Linked DNA regions of Homo sapiens: all the other regions are linked to region 2. The links are chromatin contacts, found by Hi-C or POLR2A ChIA-PET in ENCODE. All regions are on one chromosome and are shown on one strand. Each heading gives the region's core, a stretch centred on a gene start or an enhancer-like site at or near the end of the contact. The rest is flanking DNA. Distances are from core to core; before and after follow the strand shown.

Evidence for each region. Hi-C counts contacts between places; a loop is a spot of excess contacts on that map. ChIA-PET counts read pairs that join two places held with the same protein, here RNA polymerase II (POLR2A). Pooled maps may share reads with other maps.
Region 1: a pooled map shows a loop between it and region 2 (2.6-fold over the local background). The contact joins the promoter of LINC02458 here to the enhancer-like site in region 2. A Hi-C loop is called at or near these places in 3 of 50 pooled maps. POLR2A ChIA-PET finds 5 or more read pairs at or near these places in 2 of 52 experiments (H1 and activated CD4-positive, alpha-beta T cell).
Region 3: a loop to region 2 is called in a pooled map, with 7 times the contacts of the local background. The contact joins two enhancer-like sites. A Hi-C loop is called at or near these places in 1 of 37 single-sample maps with no recorded cell type and 8 of 50 pooled maps. POLR2A ChIA-PET finds 5 or more read pairs at or near these places in 2 of 52 experiments (WTC11 and common myeloid progenitor, CD34-positive).

What each region holds. Positions count from the first base shown.
Region 1 is chr12:89,017,744-89,021,610 of GRCh38, forward strand. It overlaps LINC02458 (long intergenic non-protein coding RNA 2458), which reads right to left and starts at 1,949. Exons shown (of 3, transcript NR_038385.1): 1 at 1,810-1,949.
Region 2 is chr12:89,071,649-89,075,286 of GRCh38, forward strand. No RefSeq gene overlaps it. Among named protein-coding and RNA genes, the nearest start is that of LINC02458, 54 kb to the left of the region's middle. Within about 2 kb of position 1,528, at least 2 of the 41 ENCODE cell types and tissues checked have a DNase peak (open chromatin) inside an H3K27ac peak, as active enhancers do.
Region 3 is chr12:89,133,768-89,137,399 of GRCh38, forward strand. No RefSeq gene overlaps it. Among named protein-coding and RNA genes, the nearest start is that of LINC02458, 120 kb to the left of the region's middle. Within about 2 kb of position 2,369, at least 3 of the 41 ENCODE cell types and tissues checked have a DNase peak (open chromatin) inside an H3K27ac peak, as active enhancers do.

The DNA.
Region 1 (3,867 bases), core at 699-3,198, 53 kb before region 2:
TTCTGAAGGTAGTTTTGACAATTAGAAATAATGTCACATGCTTTGCAAAACATTTAGTATGTAGTAACTACTCAGAAAGATATAGCTATTCTAATTAGTGACAGAGAACATACAAACATACAGGTAGGATTTCTCTGCCTTAGATCATATGTGTTTAAATGAGTTTGAAGCATCAGAGATCTAGTTGTAAATTCTGAGTAAGCTGAAAGTGTTATACGGTTATGCTTTCTCTAAACCAATCATTGAAGTGATGCCATATTAATATGGCAGAAAGTTTGTAATATATTTTTAGGTAGAGAGAAAAAAACAGATTATAAAATGGTAATATAGTGTCATCCCAATTTTGTTTAAAAACAGTATACATCTAGTAAGATATAAACCAAAATGTTAAGGTTAGTTATCACTGGTTTATGAGACTATAGTTTATTTCTATATTTTTAACACTTTTCTGCATTTTTAATATTTTCTATAATAAATAAGTATTCATTTTTCATGACAAAAAGAAATGTCATGTAATAATATGAAGTCAAACATATATCAAATATTGATACTGCAAAAGTTTTCTTTTGTGAACCAGTTGAATCCATAGAAGGACCGCTCTCAGAGCTCAAACACAGTGCTCCAGGGTGCTACCTGCTGCTTAGAATTCTCCATAGGAGAAACGAGAAAAAGAAAAACCAAGCCCAGTTATGCTTCTCTGTGCCAGTTTTTCAAGCCAGCATATATAGAAGTATCTAGAAGATATACAAATGATTAGGAAACAGGAAGTTCAGCCAGCCACATTATTTAGGATCATGTCAAATACATCCCTAAAAATTAAAAAGTAATAATGATTTCCGTATTTCTTATTAATCTTAATTCGTGAGACAAGGCCTTTGTATCAATTCATAATAAATTTAGGAGTATTCGTGAAAAATTTTAAATACAATATATACTTTGACCAGCAACCCCACTTCATGGACACTGACCTACAGAAAGACACATTTGTGTACCAAGTTTCATGGCCAAGAATTGTACAGGAAAACATTGTAAGAACAAAGATTTCCACTAAAGGGGAAATGATTTTAACATTATGAGACATTTATACTATGTAATGCTATCCATCTGCCAAACAGAATGCTATAGACTTCTACATATGGACATGGAATGATCTCCTACACGTATTAACTGTAAGAAAAATAAGCAAATTCAAGAACTATTTCCCAAAGAAACCCCTTTTATGTTTTAATAAATCTATATGTGTGTATAGATTTGTATATTTATATATGTAAATACATAGAAATATTGAAAAGGTCTAGAAAGATACATACCCAGTTATTAACAATGACTATGTCTAGGAAAGGTCGTTTTTAAAACTTTATATTTTCTGAATTGTTTTAATTCCTTCATACACACACATTTCCATTTATAAACTTGAATTCAGTTGAACTCTTGGCAGGGATGGAAGACATGGTGTCCATCTAGCCACAGAGACATAACTGATAGCTCAGACTGGTAGGAGAATCAATTAACGCACTCATTCAACAAACATTTATTGAATATTTACAAGATGCCAAGCCTATGCTAGAAACTGTAGGTGCAAAAATGAAAATAGTAAAACATTGTCTCTGTCTTCAAATTTTCCACGAAGGTATACATACCTCATTAAAAAAATCTGGATTTTCACTTGTTCTTTATCTTATATGTTTTTTATAAAGTTAGTAGAAACAACGGTTTCTTAGTGTTGCAGAAAACGCAGTAATGAATCATTAACAATGAATCATTAACAATGAATCAACAGTGGCTCGAGGAAACATCTTTATGACTTACATCATTAAGATTTGAAGAATTGATTCTGCTCCCACCTCCTAACATATACCCTTCTACCCCTAAGCTCACGGTTGATGCCAAAATCTCTTTATTGTGAGTTACACGGAGACAGGAGCAGCGACGCAAGCTACGTGAAGTCTACTAAATCCACTGTTGCCCTCTCGGTAAACCAGTATGAATGCAGCAACAGGAAGGACCACAAGATGGCAGACTGGAAACGAGTCATGGAGCCTACAGCAGGCGATGAGGTGCTACAGCCAGTGGAATCCCGTAGCCCTGGCATCTGAAGAGAGACTGGGAAGGGCTTTATAGATCTGTTGAACGGAGGGATCAGAGCGAAGAACAATTTTGGCACCACTCTAGTGCTTGCTCACATCTCTTAGTGTTCTATTTAGTTGTTTTTACCATCTAAAAAACAAACCATGTTCATCTCTTCTTCCCACCCCAAATAGATAGTCATACTCATCAAAATCAATCATAGCTTTCTATTTTAGTATGATTGAGTAGCAGAATTTTTAAATTGGACAGGATCTCCCCAAATTTGAGGATGAGGTGCTTCATGCATAGGGAGGAGGCAGAAAGATAGATAGGGACCTGGTGGGACAAAGAAGCACAAGTCCACATTGTCATAAGGAAAGGCTCTTTTCATGATGTATGGGGACTAGGGTTGAGAAATTATTTTCAGGAAGTTGTGTGAGTAAGGCCAAAACTGTAATTTTCCAGACTTTATACCTGTGCATGCAGAGACACATAGGTAAAGATGTTGAGTAATGTGAAAGTGTACATTGGTGCTGCTGTTCTTATTTAAGCAGATAAAGTATCTACATAACCTATGATCCAGCCATTTCATTCCTGGGCATATATCTCAAATAAATCCTCACACAGGCTTGCAAGCATATATGCACAAAGATGACAGTGTGGTTTGTAGTGTCCAGCAACTGGAGGTAACCTGGGTGCTCATAATTGGGAGAGTAGATAAGTAAGTGGTGGCTTACAGATATTTACAGGATCATGCATAAAAGGGCAAATGGCCAAGCAGCACATATTTTGACCTGCCAACACGGTGTTGACCAGGATGGCTCTTGGAGACAGAAGGAGCAGACATCTGGGACCTCCAATATTGTCCTATCATACTCTGAGACAGTGCACAGCAATCTGGCAGGGCCAACTGTCTGACTCTAGGAAAAGGACATTGAACCTTGAGCTAGGAGGTTTGAAAGCTGTGATTGAGGTGGCATTGGCCTCTTTTGAAAAGCAAAATCCCAAAGTGTATTTTGAGAACATTGATAATTTGTTGTCAAGACAAGTTGCATAAAAAGCCGGCCCGGCACGGTGGCTAATGCCTGTAATCTTAGCACTTTGGGAGGCTGAATGGGTGGATTGCCTGAGCTCAGGAGCTCAAGACCAGCATAGACAACATGGTGTAACCCTATCTCTACTAAAATGCTAAAAAATTAGCCTGGCATGGTGGTGCGGGCCTGCAGTCCCAGTTACTTGGGAGGCTGAGGCATGAGAATCACTTGAACCCGGGAGACGGAGGTTGCAGTGAGCCGAGATCACACCACTGCACTCTATCCTGGGCCACAGATCAAGACTCTGTCAAAAAGAGAAAAAAAGGCAAAAGTAGAATAATTAATACTGTGTGGTATAGACACAGAGTCAAATTTATTGACCAGAACAGAATAGACATCAGGAAGAGAGTACACCTGTGAAAAACTAAATGCACAAAAATACAGAAGTCTGACATTGCCAGACATTGGTAAAGATTTGAATGAATGGATATTAATACACTTCTGATGGGAACACACATCAAATTAATCGCTTTGGAAAACAGTTTGACACCTTCATATCAAGTTAAATAGTTTACATGCAAAGACCAAGCAATTCCACTCTTAGGTACCCTAGAAACTAGAAGAATTGTTGGGCATGTATACCAAGAGAAATGAATAAAACATGTATCACAGTATCCTTCGTATCAGTAAAAATTGAAAAGAAAAAAAGAAAAACCTTCCAATTTCCAACAACAAGAGAGTGACTAAATGAATTATATTATAGAAT
Region 2 (3,638 bases), core at 278-2,777:
ATACAAGTGTTCAGTCCAACAAACCAAAATATAATTTGCGTTATTCTGCTCAATAACTAAGTTAAACATTTCATATATAAATTGGCTCAATGAATATAGAGTTATAGACCTATGAAGGCAAAATAATAGAGCTTTCTACAAAAAAGTTCTACTTGTAAAATTGAACTAAGACATCCAGCCCTCATTGTTACCCTGACATTAAACAAGTTACCTACAACACAGGAATGATGTGGAGAAAACACGACTTAAGAGCATTCATATTCTCAATGGATATATCCACACATCTTCACAAATCCTCACATTTCCAAATACCTTTATAGCCTATTATCTATTCCATAAAATACAGCAAAGTAGGATGTCATCAAAGCAACTCCATTTGTAAAGATGATGAATAAAAAAGAGCAGTGCCACATAGAAGAATGACAGTCAGCCAGGACATGAATCTGGCTAGACTAACTATCATAACGCACAACCCTAAATCTCAGTGATTTAATGCAATAAATTTTTATTTATTGATCTCATCCTAATTCAGTGTGCGTTAGTAGTGGCAGGAGGGTGGGGCTAGAAGTTCTGCTCCACATACTCTTTCAGGAGCTCAGCCTTCTTCTATCTTGCCATCCCACCCTCCTCTATGTCCTTGGAGTCCTCTCCTTACAGGTGTGAGATAGGGAAAGAAAGTAGAGGACTGCATTTAGGAGAGTTTTATCACCTAAGCCTGGAAAAGCTATATATCACTTTCATCATATTTATTGACCACAACTCAGATACAAGCCTGTAACTGACTACAAAGAAGGCTGGGAAATATAGTCTAGTTACGTGTCAAAAGGAAAGCAGTTTGGGAAACAACTAGTCAATCTGTACCACAGTGACATAGTCTCACTTTCTAGCTAGGTGACTTGATCCACTACACAGCTTAAGGCCAGGGATTCAAATATGTGAATTTACAACATCACAAATTACAACATATTCTGTACATTTGGCCTTATGTGCCATGTACCTTTGGGAATGACAAACATCTGTTTGTTTGTTTTGCTATTATAAAGTATTGGTTCTGATACGAATTGCTAAATCATTCTGTGAAAACCGGAGTCTGATCTCTGGAATGTGCTACTTAGGCTGATCACTGAATTAGGCTAATAGGTAAAAGAGAATAGCCATTCAAATGCTAAACACACATGGCATAACACACAGACACAAAGCGCCATTATTCTGTGTTTTGTGCAAACACACAAACTCCTCCCACCAAGGTTGACATAATGAAGAAAAAAAGAAGAGAAAGGATATGTACACAAGGAATTGAACCAAATCAAATGTTTTTGGATATGCTTGACTACCTGCCTTGATAAGGAATAAAATGAATTCACAAGATTTGCCTGCCCTCATAGTCAATAATTGTTAGAAAATTGCCAGGCCCAAGATGGATGACATCATGCAGGGCAAATGAAGATCATTTCTTTCTACATTGATTGGTGCTTGGGTTTTGTTTATACTTCAGCTGCCTGGGCCTTGTTGTAAGTAACCAGATATTGTAGGTTTAAAACAAGCTTTCCATTTGCATCACCGGGCAATGAGTGCAGCCAACAGGAAGCCCAGTGATTCAGATAACTAGTTTTAATTGAAATCAATACCAATGCAAGCAAAGCTGACTGGAATGGGAGCACTATGCTCTGATGGAATCATTTCATGGTCTCTGCCAATGACAATCATTATCAGGAATGAACTGTAACTTCTACAGTGACTCATAACACTTTCCAGGAGGAAAAATAAAAGAGTTTCTGGACCAGTAAAAGTTTTCAATTAGGAAAAAAAAAAATTACCTCTTTAGGTCTCTGTTACATTTCAGTTATAGACTCCTGTTCAATTCCAATTTGAGATTCCATTAAATGAAAAATGGCAATTAGCTATAGTACTTCCTCTTCTGCCAACCCTTCTCCAACCTTTCCCTTCCACTCTAATCACAGATTAGGTCTGGTGAAGAAAGAGAATAATTTTTATAATTAACATGTATCAGACATGTTCCAGGTGGAGAATTATGTTCTAGTCCAGCAGTCAGCAAAACCAGCAAACTCTGTCTACAAAAGGGCCAAATAGTAAATATTTTAGGCTTTGTGGGCCATACAGTCTTGACTGTGACTACTCAGTTCTGCTGATGTAACCAAATGCAGACATAGACAATACATTATGAATGGGCATCTCTGTGTCCTAATAAAACTTTATTTACAAAACAAACAGCAGGCAGGATTTGGCTTGTAAAACCCTGTTCTTGGCTTTACAGGTGTTATCATTTAATCTTCACTGAGGAGTGTATTCTTATTCTGATTTTTCATATGAGGTGAATTGATAACCCCAAGACTTCTCTTCTAGTAATGAGTGAAGCCATGTCTATCATCAAAGACATGTCTCACACCAAAGCAGACTATAGTTTACCCATTTTGCCACTCTACTGCCTGGCTGAAGAAGGAGCAAGGAAGCCTGGGAAACAGCAAAAGCTTCAGTGCTGAGCCTGATTATTTACAAATACAACTACCAGTTTAAAGAGTGTCTAACTCTTCCCTCTTGGTGATCCAGTGTTGACTTGACCAAATTTTTCATGATGCAAACTATGTACAGAGTCAGCTGCCACCTAAAAAAGCATTGGGAGCATGTAAACTCCTAAAATACGCTTGCTTTCCATGACCCCTGGAGCTTCTAATCCACATAAGAGATCAAAAATTGTGCCATGTTTGAAGAGTGCTTAAGAATTAATTTAGTATTTCACAAATACTATGCTTATAATATCCCTGTGTTTAATGCCCACCACAAGGACAGGGAATGAATGTGTCTATATTCCTGAAGAGCCTTGCACTGCACCTAACACGTAAGAAATTCTCCAAAAATATTTGTGCCATGCCTTCATGGAATATCAGTGTAACCAAAGTGAGATACTATCTTTGTTCTTCACAAGCTGACACGCTACCAGAAAAGAAAATGTATAATATACAAATATTGTAGTCTGCCCTTCATGATTGCTTATAATCATCAAAAGATAACTAAAAGTGCTATAGTTGTTCAGACGAGAAAAGAGAGTTTAATTACAGGCACATCTGCATAGAAGATGCAGCATCAAAACTGGCTCTTAGAACATGAGTAGGATTAGGTAGACGGAGATGTTGGAGGAAGGGCATCTCAGGCAAAGGAGACATGATAAGCAAATACAGGGATATGGGAAAAGATGGGGCATCTTCATAGAACAGACACTGCTTGGTTTGATTGAGCATTGGGCAAGAGAGTAGGGGTAATGAAAGGCAAGGCTAGAAAAGGAGTTTGGAGAAAGCACGTCTTAAATTATCGTAGAAAGATTGTGAGATAAAAACTAATGAAAGAAAATGTATTTTCAAACAAAATATTTCAAAGTTTTCCATTTTCTCCAAAATGCAGAATTATTTTTCTAATATATAAGAAAGATGGCAGGAAAAAAAGATCCTGAATTGTAATACAGCAGAAATATTATAGTCATAAGGTAGAGGAGATTATATCATACACAATCATCTATAAAGTTATTAAATTTGTTATTTTTTAGTTGTGTGGATTTATATCTATTCTAACTTCATATCATGTCTCAGGAAGTATCATCACCTCATAAGGTAAAAACCAACCTA
Region 3 (3,632 bases), core at 1,119-3,618, 63 kb after region 2:
TAGTATAAAGGGTCCCACTTCTTCCATGGCTGCAGAATTGCAAGTCTGGTAAAAGCCTCCAGGATGGAGTGAAAGGAAAGGTGAGAAGAAGATGGTTAGAAAGTCTAGAAGGTGAGTGAGCTGGGATAACTGGGCCATATTTCCTAGGATTCACTACCTTAATCAGTGAAATTCTGGGATTAGAGTGCCTTCCCTCACTCTGCAGATTATCTGAACTTTAATGTTTTCACATCTTAGAAGATGACTTGGTTTCCGTTACAAAGTATCCAGTGTTTTTTATATATCCATCTCCCACATTCTCAAGTACATAAGGTGAGATTGTGGTGATAGTTCCATGTTTATGCATTTGGAAGAGAACCACAGCTTTTTCAGGAGCCAAGAAACAATACCATAGAAGAAGCGCTATTTACAAATAATTAAAATGCACACATGCATGTACACATACACACACACACACACACACACACACACACACACAGAGAGAGAGAGAGAGAGAGAGAGAGAGAGAACAGATGCAGAGAACAGACTCAGCCCTCTTAGAAGCATGTCAATGGAGGCATGTCAACACTCAATGAACAGGACGGCCAAAAGCCAGGAAGGTGAACTCACCTTTGGAACTGATAAGAGTCATTGTTTAGCTTTCCATTGTTCTTTGTTTTGATCTAAGGCTGCCTCTCCTATCACTTTCCCCTTGTCACAGTCTCTCATTGTCAGCACTGAGACTGAAGAAAATTGTTCCTTCCATGTAAGAGCAATACACTCCCCTCCTTTTGTCTTTTTCAGGAAATTAGTAGCTCATGTTCCACTAACTGGAGTGTTTTGCCTTATCTCATTCTTATAAGTGAAGTGGGAATTTCAATGCCATAACTTAGAATTATTCTGTCCAATTCACCCTAAATGGATCCTGTTCTCATTGCAACATTTATCTCTAGGCCTCACTAAAGATAATATTCAGGCTTACGTACAGGCACACAATTGTCCTCTCTTCGGCAATGAGGTCTTTAGAAATGTGATGAAATGTGACAGGTTTTTGAATTAGGCTCTAGAAACTGTTTCTTTTATGACTAAATGGATTTCTTGCCATTTTAGAAGCCAGTCTCTACACTGTTTTAAAATTTACTTTAAAGAAGGACCTGGGAAACTCTGGGATTTCTAAATAGACAATACTTGCTCATTGTTCCAGAACCATCTTACAGGCGTTCATTACTTTTTCTGATATTTATTTGAAACTTGAGGCTTAAAAATAACATCTAGTCGTCAGATGGAAGCTTCAATGTACTCTTTCATTATGTAAGTACTAAGGATGATACAAACAAAAAAAAATGCAGGCTAAGGTCATGGCTTTTTACAGTGTACAATTGAGGTTCAAGAGAAAATTTATAGCACTAAACCTGGGTGACATTCTTCCATGATGCACTAGTCCACCCAATTGAATTTTTCATGACTGGCATCCGTTTTGATTGGTTGGAATATGTGCTATGTTAATGGTTAAGTATTTTACCATCTAGCTCAATTCTTTATTTCAAAAATACATCAAGCCTCAAAGAAGTTCAATGATTTTTCCCGGAGTCATACAGATATTAGATAGCCAAGAGTGGGTCTGGTCATTTGAATTCTACTTCAATATCCTTTTCACTAACATATAATCATCCAATTATGTGCAACCATGACCTATGTTCTATTAAGACCCCACTGTTACGATAACAAAAGAAGGGCCTTATAAATCAATATCATAGCTTAATTATTTTATAGCATTTAACATACCGTAAAAACACATAGACTGTTATAGCTTATAATAAACACAAATATCTTTTCTCTGACCATAGCATAATAGAAACTAAGCTCAGAAGGATTTATCTAGGAACAAAAGAAGGAAATTGAAATGTACTAGTTTCTCTGGATTTAGTCCTGATTGTCACTGATAATTCTGTGACTTTGTGCATGTCCTTAGTTTTCACATAGGAAACTGGGCAAGTCTAAAAGATAGGTGCTTCAGTGAGATTCTCAGGTGAGTGGTTGAATTAGGTGACAATTAAGATCCATTTCAACACTGAGATTATATTATTACCTGATCTGTATACCAGGAAATTAATTTAAAAGACCCTCCTCACTGACCCTATCAAGGAGCCCTACTTCCAGCACAGATGATCACAGTGAATTCCACCCACAAAGCAGCTCTGATACGGAGAAAACCAACTCACAATTTCTAACAAGCCATTGTAGCAAAGACTGTTTGCCTTCCACCAATATTTATGTGCTCCTTCTTTTTACTATTAATAATATAATTCCCCACCCAAATTTTCACTAGGTTCAAAGCTTTCCAACTTTAGATGGCAATTCCTAGGCTCTCTTGCAACTGGGTGTGGTTTTGTGACTAAGTTCTGACTAACAACCTGTGAGCCAGAAATGATGTGTTAAGGGTTCTTGTAGATTTTGCCCTTAACTAGAAGAGATGTGCCCTTCACTTCCTCTTTTCCCCTTCTCACCAGCTAGAGAAGAGTTGCTATAGCCAATTTGGACACAGAGATGGAAGCTGTGTGTTAAATATAACAGAGTTAATATAACAGCCCTGCATTGCCTATTCTGGACAGACACATGAGGGAGAAACTTATTTTGTTTAAGCCACTGCACCATGAGTCTCTATTTTAACAGCTTAGATGTTTTGCCCAATGGCACAGTTATAGTGAGTTCTGCCATGGAATACAAATGAGGACTCCAAGAAGAATGCATCAGTCTTAGATTCTATTCAGTATTACCTGCCTACAGCATTCCAGTTCCACTTACACAGAAATACTTTTAATCATAAACTAAGACATCTCAAGCTTCAGAATTTATAGGAAGATTTGCTGATTCCTAGGGCCAATGACAGTTTTAACCCAATATATGCTTTAAAATAATTAATGGTAGAATGAGTCTTTACAGTTAACATATTGTAGTCAAATATTACTTTTCAAAAATTCCAATGTCAATAAATAGTCCTTCACTACAGAAACACAGTGCTTTAAATAAAAACAGTAGGGTCACCAGAAACAAAGTTGTCAGTGTTGGGTTGCTATAGCTACCAGGTTATCTTTATAAAAGTGTGTCTTCAAATGGAAGAGATTTGTGAATCCTGAAATCCCAGGAATGTGAGGACCAGAATCTGCTAAGTTTTCTGCCAGCATACTACCAGAATTATCCACAAAAGTTTCACTTACTGGTCAGTTCACTGCCACGTCTCTCCTTCAATGCTGGGCCAATTTAGAAATCATTATGTCAGTATTGTTAAATCAAGTTTTGTCTAAAGCTGCCTCCTTACATATTTTAAGTTTGCCCTAAAGTTTTTTCTGTATATCATAAACTATAACCTATGGAGTTCTATACAGACTCTAGTATACTCTTGTACCAATAACCGAGTTTTGGCCAATCAAAAGTGGCCAGCTGTCCAAACTGTGTTCAAATGAGACAAACATCGAGCTGTAACCAATCTGGATGTTTCTGTATCTCACTTCCATTTTCTGTATGTCACTTTCCTTTTTCTGTCCATAAATCTTCTTCCACCACGTGGCTGCACCGGAGTCTCTGAGCCCACTCTGGCTCGGGAGGCTGCCTGATTTGCAAATCATTCTTTGCCCAATTAAACTATTTTAAAT